Regions from separate parts of the Mus musculus genome. Here region 2 is linked to region 1. The links are chromatin loops, found by intact Hi-C in ENCODE. Cell type or tissue: heart. All regions are shown on one strand. Region 1 overlaps Crygn (crystallin, gamma N). Region 2 has its middle 2.6 kb from the start of Smarcd3.

Evidence for each region. Peaks named below come from ENCODE experiments on the same cell type or tissue, not always from the same donor. Only the 100,000 strongest peaks of a DNase experiment are listed, where the experiment ranks them.
Region 2: a loop joins it to region 1, with 2.4 times the contacts of the local background. A loop is called at or near these places in 1 of 42 quality-filtered maps.

What each region holds. Positions count from the first base shown.
Region 1 is chr5:24,748,410-24,753,409 of GRCm38, reverse strand. Crygn (crystallin, gamma N) reads left to right here. Exons shown (of 4, transcript NM_153076.3): 4 at 2,221-2,408. The coding sequence ends at 2,356. Among named protein-coding and RNA genes, the nearest start is that of Gm33591, 6.1 kb to the left of the region's middle. In heart, a CTCF peak has its summit at 2,533 (motif pointing right); DNase peaks (open chromatin) are centred at 1,429, 1,939, 2,549 and 3,499; H3K4me3 peaks cover 3,025 bases; H3K27ac peaks cover 3,825 bases.
Region 2 is chr5:24,602,144-24,607,143 of GRCm38, reverse strand. It overlaps a transcript of Smarcd3 not described here. Among named protein-coding and RNA genes, the nearest start is that of Smarcd3, 2.6 kb to the right of the region's middle. In heart, a CTCF peak has its summit at 2,132; DNase peaks (open chromatin) are centred at 2,163, 3,243, 3,963, 4,783 and 3 weaker places; H3K4me3 peaks cover 4,255 bases; H3K27ac peaks cover 4,850 bases; H3K27me3 peaks cover 417 bases.

The DNA of each region.
Region 1 (5,000 bases):
TGAAGGGAGACAAAATGTGCTCAAAGCAGAGCCCTAGCTACCATCTTACCTGACCCCCTCCCCCAAGCAGATGATACCCGAGAGTCCAGGGGTAGGAGTCCAAAACAATTTGCCTTGAGAAATTCCCAGGCTAAGTTGTGTCTCATGAGATCAGAGGCATACTTTTGTATGGGAGATGTCAGGAGACCCAAGACAGAATCCTCCTAGCAACCCTGGGAGCCTGAGGGAGGGAAGGCAGGAGTGGACACTGGATGGAAGAGAATATAATCTCCACTTTCCAGGGAGGAGCCAGTCTCAGTGGCCAGGAGGTTGAGGCCAAGATGATGGATCCAGAGTGTTCTTATCTTTGATAACCTTAACTCTTATGTGATATAAGTCTTGTGCAGAAGTAGCTTCGAAAACGGTGATGCCCTGGGTCCCTGGTGCCCTTTCTGGGATCCGGCCAGCAGTAAAGCAGGGCTCCTCAACCACCTCCCTGTGCCAAGAGTGTTGTTCCTTGTGGGTTCCATGTCAGCTCAGGAGTGAACGGTCCCTCATACCTGTGTCCTAGGAGGCATGTCAGGAAAAGCAGGGACATCCCCCAACACTCCAACAGACTGAGCGCCCCCCCCTCTAAATTTTAAAAATGATTTTTATTTCCATACATTTGTCTTACTTGCATGCATGTCTGTGCATCACATGCATGCCCGGTGGGGTCAGAAGCAGGCATTAAATTTCCTGGACCTGGAGTTACAGACAGTTGAGAGCTGCAGTGTGGGTGCTGAGAAGCAAACCTGGCTCTGGACAAGCAGCCAGTGCTCTTATCTGCTGAGCCGCCTCCCCAGAGACCCCTTCTCTGTTGCTTTCCTCTAAGAGTTGCAGCTAGGTGAGCAAGGATGCGCAGGATTAGCTGTCACACCAGCCAGGTCCCTTTTCCTTTCAGAATGTCCACAAGAGCTCCAAGATGGCTCAGGGCAGTACAGAATAGAGACTGGCTCACTCTCTTGGAGACTCTAGCTATGTGGTGGAAGGCTGTGGTTGTAAGGAAGTGATCTGCTCGTCCCTAGCATGACACCCCCCCACACACACACCCCTTAGTTTCCAATCCCTGACCCTACTGTCAGATTGTACCATTTACCAGTTGAGGGGTCAAGATGATGAAGGGAGGGGCCTACGATGACTTGGAGTGGAAGAGCTAAGGGCTAAGGAAAAGGAAGTGAGCTATGTGACCTTTAGTTTCTCCCTCTCCCCCTCCCCCTCCCCCTCTCTCTCGGCTGAGCTGTCTGCAAGCAGAAAGGCAAGGACACTCCCTGGGAGGGAATTTGAGAAGTTTGGGACTGAGTAGGAACTGCCTAGGCACATCGCGGGAGGGAGGTTCCCCGAGAAGAGAGGTCAGAGTAATACTACAACCTGGATCTCAGCCATCTCCTCAAGAGGCCGTGAGCACCCGAGCACGCCCGAGGGAGTCCTGCCCCAGAGAAAAGCTGTTTTCTACTCTAGTGAAAGAGGGGGAGGGGAGAGCCCGAGGTAAAGACAGAGACAGCCCTCTGGTGCAGGCAGGCCTGGCGGCTCCTCCTCCCCGACTTCCTAGCTCCCTTAGGCCAGCCTCCAAACCTGAGCCCCAAGTGAGAGCGTCCACACGACGACTCTCCCTGGGTCCCACATTTACACCTCTATACTTATTAAGAACCTTTTCCTTATGCCTGTTCCCAGGAAGAGACCACCCATCCGATCTTCCCAGTTAATCTTCCTGATTCCCTGGTCCACTGGGTTGTAAAGGACAGGGGCCTGGTACACACCTTCCCCCCAAATCCCCCAACACAAGGGCGCTCTTGTCAGACCTCCTGTCCTGCCAGCTCCAGATCCTCTGTACAACGCAGGCAGCACAGCCCACTTGTACTAGAGCACAGGCACCGCCACGGCTGTTGGCTGAGTGGATACACAGTGGGAACGGTCCCCAGTTTGTGTCAGGCGTCCTGTCAAGAGCTGGGTACTCTGTGCAAAAATGGCCCTTTGGTGGGTGACTGGGCATAGTGCATCCCCAGTCGCTCTCGCTTTTGTCATGGGATGGTCAATTACTGGGCAGTCCCCATCTTGTCGAACCCCAGCACCAAGCCCGAATCAGATATCGTCAATCAAGGTAGTGAGGAGCTAGGACCGAGGGGCGGGGGCGGGGCCGGGGCCGGGGAAGCGTCCTCGTGTGGTTCCCTCCGGGTGACTCGCCCTTCCTCTGCCCTTCAGGTGGGTCCTCTATGAGGAGCCAAACTACCGCGGCCGCATGTACGTGTTGGAGAGAGGAGACTACCGCTGCTTCTCCGACTGGGGGGCCCACAGCGCACGCGTGCAGTCGCTCCGCCGGGTGCTCAACTTCTTCTAGTCCCAACTGCGTACGTGCGACCCACGGAGGCAATAAATATCCAGAAAGCGGAGTGCTGGCGGGCCTCGGAGTGCTTTCTAGGCCTCTCACCGGCTGGCGGGCCCCAACCCGGCAGGGGGAAGGAAGCCTGCTGGAGCAAGGAAGCCAACTAACTCCCTCCCCCGCCAAAGCCTAGCCAGAGCAGCAGCCGCCTCGGGGCCCAAGGCCACACGAGGGCGCCCGCGAGCAGGACGCAGGCAGGCTGTTTTCTCCTGCTAGGGGGCCACGCCCGAGAGGAGGGGCGAGGTGGCGGGGGTGGGGGTGGGAGGAGGATGAAAAATGGGGATGGGAAAGGGGGTGAAGGTGAAGGGCGGGGTGGGGGAGAAGAGGAAGCTTGCTTGCTGGGAAGCGGTGGGGGCGAGAAGAAGAGGGGCGGGGCAGGAGGAAAGAGGCGTGGGGGAGCTGGGGGTGGGGGAGAGGAAGGCCAGGGGAAGGGAGGGGCTGGCTAAGAGGAAGAGTCCTGGCTGATTTGGGAGGGAGAGGCCAGGTGATAGAGAAGGGCGGAGTCATGCCCCTGGAATCCGGGGAATGGAGACCTGGAAGAAGCTATCAGGGTCCTGAGGCACTAGACAACGACTGTCCCTGCAGGATATCACTCAGCCTCCGCCTTTGCGCGGCTCCCGGAGCAACTCTATAGAGCTTCCCTGTCATCAGATCTTTTCCAAGACATTCGGTCCGCCTTGGGGCTGGGCGTAAATCTGGAGAACACGTTTCCGGGAATGGAAGACCGGAGGAGACCCCTGCAGTGGGGTTTCTGATAAAGGGGTCCACATCCTCGAATGCCAACGTTGTTCCCCATTGAGAGAGGAAAGGCTCCTTGAGGGGGGTTGTCCAGATAAGATGGCGGCTCAGGTTATTTCCCTGCCCCTGCCTGTAGACCCTGGTCCTCCCTGACCAGTGTCTCCCACCTCTCCTGCCTCATTTCCTCCTCTACCTCCCTACACCGAAGGAAATGAGAAAAAGAATATCATTAAAAATCACTGCGTTCACACAGGTGATGCTGTCACCAGGGGCTAGGCAGAGGGCAAAGATGAATGACTCAGGGCCCTGGGTCACCCCAGGACAGTAGAGGATTGTTCTAGGTAGAGCTACGTTAAGCAGCCTCTGGGTAGAGAGCACAGGCGTATCCTCTGCCATATGAGTCCCCAGGGCTTGCTGACTCTACTGCATTCCACCAGAAGCCACTAAAGCTCAGAAAACTGACAGCTCCCAAGGGACCCTCCATCCCCTTGAGGCTTAGGCCAAGGACCCCTTGGGAAGGGAGTCTGTTTCGAGTCAACCCTGCGTGTTGCTCAGGAACAGGAGCAGACCCCTTTGTGGGAGAGTTGCAGCCAGCTTGCTTCCATGAGTGAGTAAGGCCTTCCTGGAGGAAGACAGGGCCCTGTCTGTCCTTCCTTCTCCTCCATAACCATCCACTCCAGCCCCTAACACATCAGAGGAGGGCAGAATCCAGCTGGCCCTGGCTAAGGGTCTCACACTCTTTTGCTTACTGTGAATAGCATTACTATGGGTGTTTATTGAGCGCTGACTTTATACCAGGCTCTTCAGTAGATATAATTCATGCAGTTTTACTTGATCTATACAGAGACACCCGTGCTTCTTATCACCCCTGGACAAATGAGATGGTTAGACTAAGACAGCTAAGTAACTTGCTTGGTATGACATAGCAAGCAGGATTCAGACCCATTGCCCCTACACTGAAACACATTTGCATATATTAGGATATTTGACTTGAGCTTGGGAGAAAACCAAAAGTCCTGTTCTTTGTGAAATAATGCAAACCTATCTGTTACACGCACCCTACATATGTGAAAGCGCAAGCCAGCTGTGGTGACTCAAGCCCCCCCCCCCCCCTAAGCAGAGGCAGGTAGATCACTGCAAGTTCAAGGCCAACTTGATCTACATAGCAAGTTCCAGGCCAGCCAGGAGTGAGGCCCTGTCTAAAAAAAGCCAACACCAAACACAACTAAAGAAGCCCAGCGACCTGTGAGAGGACAGTTGTTGCAGCATGGCAGTTTGCATGCAGCCATGGAGCTGTGCTCCCAACGTGAAGTGAAGCGCTTTATGATGTGTGTGTCAGTCAGTGACCATGTACTCGAGGGAAGCAGGGAGAAGAACTGGGTGACAGCAGGACTCTCACTCAGGGGTGACCCTATAGCCATACACTTTTTTGCAACCCACTTTTTTTTTTTTTTTTTTTTTGAGACAGGGTTTCTCTGTGTAGCCCTGGCTGTCCTGGAACTCACTCAGTAGACCAGGCTGGCCTCAAACTCAGAAATCTGCCTGCCTCTGCCTCCCGCATGCTGGGATTAAAGGCGTGCTCCACCACGCCCGGCTTGCAACCCACTTTTAATGAGGGTTCCACCTCTCTCTTCTAGCCCATCACCCAGCAGAGGTATGGAGGAGAAAAGGTATTAGGATATGGAGGAGGTGGACCCGTTCAGCAATGGTTCTTTGGGAACGAGTTTGATCTTTTTGGACAGCAGTTCAGTCCCATAACAAACACCAAATACAACTCAGCAGCTGCAGAGCAGCCCTCTAGGCAGGCAGATACCAGGCACAAACCAGCAGCTGCAGTCCAGTCCTTTCAGCACGCAGACACCAG
Region 2 (5,000 bases), 150 kb after region 1:
GGGGCTTCCTAGCAACAAACACTGAAGACTCCACCAACATCTGCAGACATAGCAAGCAGAAAGTCTGGGATATGGTGTGGTAGACTCGCCTTAGAGCATCAGACCCATGAGGCTGGCAGAGGGAGGCCTCAGAGGCTACTGTGAGACTGATGGGCTGCCGCACCAAAGGGCTCTGAGCTCTAGAAGAGAGAGGAGAGAGAAAGCATGCAGCTTTGTGTACCCAGGCCCAGGCCATCGTCCCTCTAATCTTCTCATATTTCTAAGCCCCAGACTCTAGCCAGACCTGTAAGGTGCCCATCAAGGAGAAGGAGGTGGGTTGACTGTGTATGGCACATCCTTTTCTCCCAGGGAACTGCCTGATTTCAACCATTAGTGCAGTCTGCCTACAGGCAGAGCCACCGCTGGGCTGCAGTAAGCTAGCACCCTTCAAGACCCCCCAGAAACATGGCCCCACACATCGCCCATTTCCTCAGAGAAATGTGCACCTAGTCTCAGTGGCTCCCCCTTTTTATTTATTTATTTTTACAGTGCCTTAAGCTATTTGGAGTGACCCGCTCCAAGAGACCACCTAATTAATGGAGGCCTTGAGGGGGATGAAAGAAAACTGGCTGTGAATCCAAACCCTGCCTTCCCTCTAGGCCAGCGGGATGCTCAGAGCCCCAGAGGCCAGCTCTGCGCTCCTCCTGCGACCAGCAGCCTCAGCTCCCCGATGTTTGCAGTTCATTGTGTGTGCGGTGTGTGGGGGTGGGAGGGGTGTCAAGGAGCGTCCCATTAGACTGAACAAACCCACGCAGGCAGAGCGAAGGAGGATTGTGCATCAGCTAACCTTTATCATGTTCCTGCCCACGGCGCAGGACCCTGGGGACCCCACGGTAAGGTCTTTCCCTTATGGCAGGGGCCCCATGGCATGGTATGTGGTGTTGAGGGTACAAATGAGGTGTGGCAGGGAGGGGGCAGAGAGTGACTCTAAGGAAAAGAGGGGAGGCAGGTGTCCCTGCAGACTTCACAGAGGAGTGGCTGGCAAGCGGTTCAGGCCTCTGTGGGAACAGCACCCACTGGCTGTGGGGATATGTCTCCATGTCTCTCTGCCCCCTCCCTGCCAACCCTTCCCTCGTTTGCCTCAGTTCTTTTCTGTCTGTGGAATCCTTGGTTCTCTGAGCAGGGAAGGTCCTGGGATCCCTGGGCCAAGGCTCTCTTTTACCCCTGAGGAAGCAGGAACAGGCAGATAGAAGCAGCTCTTCCAAGGTCATACAACTGTTTCCGTGGCCGATTTTTTCTTTGTTTTTTGTTTGTTTGCTCATATTTGCCGTGTGTGTGTGTGTGTGTGTGTGTGAGTGTGTGTGTGTGTGTGTGTACATGCATGCAAAACTAACACAGAAAGGCAAAGTCACACAGAGAGACAGCCCCCTTTACAGTAGCAGGCGGTGTGCTGGGCACAGATGCATTCTGAAAACGAATAGGGAGGTGCGCAGGCACAGGGACCACTGTGAGTGATTCCCCCAGGACTAGAGCTGAGTCTCTCAGGTGATGAAGGAAGTGGAGGATGTTGGGGTCTCAGAGGTCTCTCCTCCTACTTCTAGAAACTGTGACTGGTCCTAAGTTCTAGCCAGAGTTCCCAAGGGACTTGGAGCTTATTCATCAGACTAGGTCCCCTGTCATGTCCTAGGATTTAGTGACCAAAGGAGAAAGGTTAGGGACAGGCCAGGTCACAAATATCAGGAGACCTGGCAGTTAGAGTTCCAAAGGGTCTCTCTTCACACTCCCCACCCCCTGATAAAATTAGGGTAATTGTTTTTCTCTGAGGGAAGTTTTACTGCTGGGGCGAGGGAAAGCTGACAAGAGAAAGGGGTCTGTCTCTATGGCAAGATGTCCTTTCTCCCTCTTCGCTCCTTTGTTCCTCTTCCACTCCCTCCCTTCCTCTCCCCAGCTAGCTTCCCTTCTTTCCTTCTAGCCCTTCATTCTCCCTTTCCCACCCCCTCAATTCCCCCCTGCCTTGTCCCCAATCGGGACCTCCACAGAGGGCGGGAGCACAAGACTCTTGGGCTCCGGCTGGGTCTGGGTGGCCATCTTCCCGCAGAGAAGGAGTTAAATCTCTTCCCTGCATCCCTCCTCCCTTCTCCGCCTCCCCTGGCCGCCGTGGAGTCCTGCAGCTGGGCCCTGGGCTGACCTTCACCGGGAGGGAGGCCGCAGCGCGCATGCTCGGTCTGGGGAGCCGTGCGGGCGGAGGGAGGGCGGTGCGGGCCGGCGGCCGGAGCCCCCAGTGCACCGGCTGCGGCCGCTAGCTCCGCACGGTGGGGGGCGAGGCGGCCCGTCCGTCCCGCAGGCCGCGGCGCAGCGCTCCCTGCGCGGGGAGCGGCGCTTTGCCATTTGGTGCTGGTGGTGCTTCTGCGAGGGAAGGAGAGATGGGGGGACGACAGGGGGGACTCCAGCTCCGGGACGCAGCGCGGCCGCCCTCCCCTTGCCCCAGACACGCTCTCGGCCTACCCGGGTGTGGCCTGCGCCCAGTCTGGTTGGAAGAAGGCCGGGCTCTTCGCGGGCACTGTGGGCGACGTGTTACTGCCCAGCACCCTGGTGGCACCGAGGTGGTGGGGTTACTGTCCTTTGTGAGAAGGTCTCCCTGGCCACAAGTCCCCCACTAGACCTGCTAGAAGAGCATGTTAATGTGTCTGCTCACTTGTGAACGGCCTCTCATTGTATGGGATGTGGGGAGGCCAGAGTGTGCCTCTATGTGCAAATCCATGTGGCTCCTTGTCCCTGTGGCAGTATGTGTGCTCCAAGTTGTGTGGTTTTTGTGAAGCATAATGATACCCCCAGAGGGCCAGCTCCAAAAGGACCTGTCTGTGGGTCTGACTGGTGTGCCCCGTTCCCCTAGTCCTGGCATCTCCCACAGCTTTCTTCACCACCAAGGCCTCCCAGGCCTGGTGCCCGTCCTTCAGACGTTCCACCCACAAAGCTAAGGTGACAGCCGCCTCCTGTCTTCTCCTCAGAGGTGGCTCTAAAAGTTGAGGACACCTAGCTTTTCCTAAAGCCTAGAGTTGTCCACCCCACTCCCAGAACCTCCAAGGACTGGGATTTCCAGTCCCTGCTAGGAGCAGAGGTCGGGGTAGCTGCAGTGACTCACATCTTCAGGTAAACGGCCTATGTTCATTGGCCTGTTAAGCTTTGCAGATGTTCTCAGTTTTGATGTTGTAGACAGAGCCCCTGTACCCAGCCAGGCTGCAGAAAGCGTGGGCCCAATGCCATTTCTGCCTTTAGGAGTCACAACCTCCTTGGGAGACCAAACACAAAACACCTGAAGTGAAGGGCACATGAGGCATTCCGCCAGCCCAGTTTATGGGCAAGATGAATGAATGATATGGGACATTTGGATAAGACCAAAATAGGTTCCCGTAAGCGAAGCAGGGAACCAGGGTCCGACCTGGGTCTTAAAGGATGGGACAGGCAGAGAGTGCAAGTGGAGGCATTGCAAAATGCCTGAAGAGCCTTAGACCAGGGGATGAGTGGGGTGGGGGGAGTGTTGGAGGTGAGCTGCTGGCCCTAAGCAGGTTATCTTTCCAGCCACCACCGTTACTGTCTGCTGCTGCTGGAGTCTGCCCATCCTGGAATACTGTCCCCCATAGCATCTAAGAAGATGTTTTCTCTAGTCTTTCACGGTGACAGTGGCCACCTGAAAGGACAATGACAGCTAGGCATACTAACAGGACCTGCAGGAAACAAAGATACAGGCCAAATAGACTGGGAGAGCATTCCTCTGCTCCTTATCCTGACCCATGAAGACATTCTGAAGGGCCAAAGGTTAGGGTCCCTCGGTGCAATGGGTCTTGAGGGCTCAAATTGTATGTGTTCCCACAAGTTCCCTCAGGCATTGTCCCTCTCTCAGCGGCAGCCCCAGCTAGCCCATAAACCTGACCCTTGATTGTCCTGAAACCCGCGGACTCCTCCTTCAGAAGGTGGGGACAGGCGTGGCTTGTGGAATGGGCGGAGCTTGGGCTCAACCTAGGGATCTCAGGATTTGTCCCCTCCTTTCTGTTCTTCCTCCCCTCCAGGGATGGCCAGTTCTATCCACACTGTCCCATTTAGGGTTTCCTCGTCTTCCTACCCCACACTCCTGCTTTCTCTTCGGTTCTGGGGCGGACTTCACCAATCCCGAGCTCTCTGGGTCTCCGCGCCAAAGCCATCAAGCCCTGCTTGCCTCACCCTTTCCTCCTACCCACCCAAGTACCCACCCTGGATCCGCGCCATTCCTCACAATGTACTCCTCCTGTTCTCATGAGTCCAGTCCATGTCCCCTTTTCGGAAATATTTCCCCTATTGCCCTCACTTTCTCGCACAGAGACAAACAAAGACTCACAAGCCCAGAAATAGACTCCAACAGAGCTGAAAGACACAGGCCGTGTCCTGCCCCGCACGCACGCGCGCAGGCTCGGCGGCTCTTGTGAAGGGAAGCACACAGACTGGGCGTTTGTCAGTGCACGCACATAAACATCCACACCCACAGCCTCTGCGCCGTGCCACAAAAGGGTGCAGACACACGGTGTGCGAGACAAGGGCACACACATCTGCGGGCGCCCGGGAGCCCGCCTAGCCCGGCACACCCACCGCGCTGGCCCTGGGACAGGAGCAAGGCCTGCTTCGGGCTCGGGTTCCCCCCCAGATTCCTTCCAGCAAATGTTTCCCTACTTGGCCTGCCTGGTCCCAGGGGAAAGGGCCTCAGAAATGCTGCAGGAGCCACTTGGGGGAAAAAAGTTGGAACTGTCTGTTCCCTGCCTGGCCATGTCGGCGAATTCCCTAACCGAGAAACTATTTGTGGCGAGGGCAGAGTGGCTGGCGAGCCCCTTGTCACCTCCCGTGGTGTTCCCTCCCCGAGCCGCCACCGATGGGCCCCGGGCGGCCTGGGCGCAGCGCAGCTGCCCATCGCGCAGCCTCCGGGCAGATCGGCTCGTCTCGCCGCTTCTGTGCGCCGCTTGGACCACGCGGAGTGCACAGGAGGGCCGCTCCGT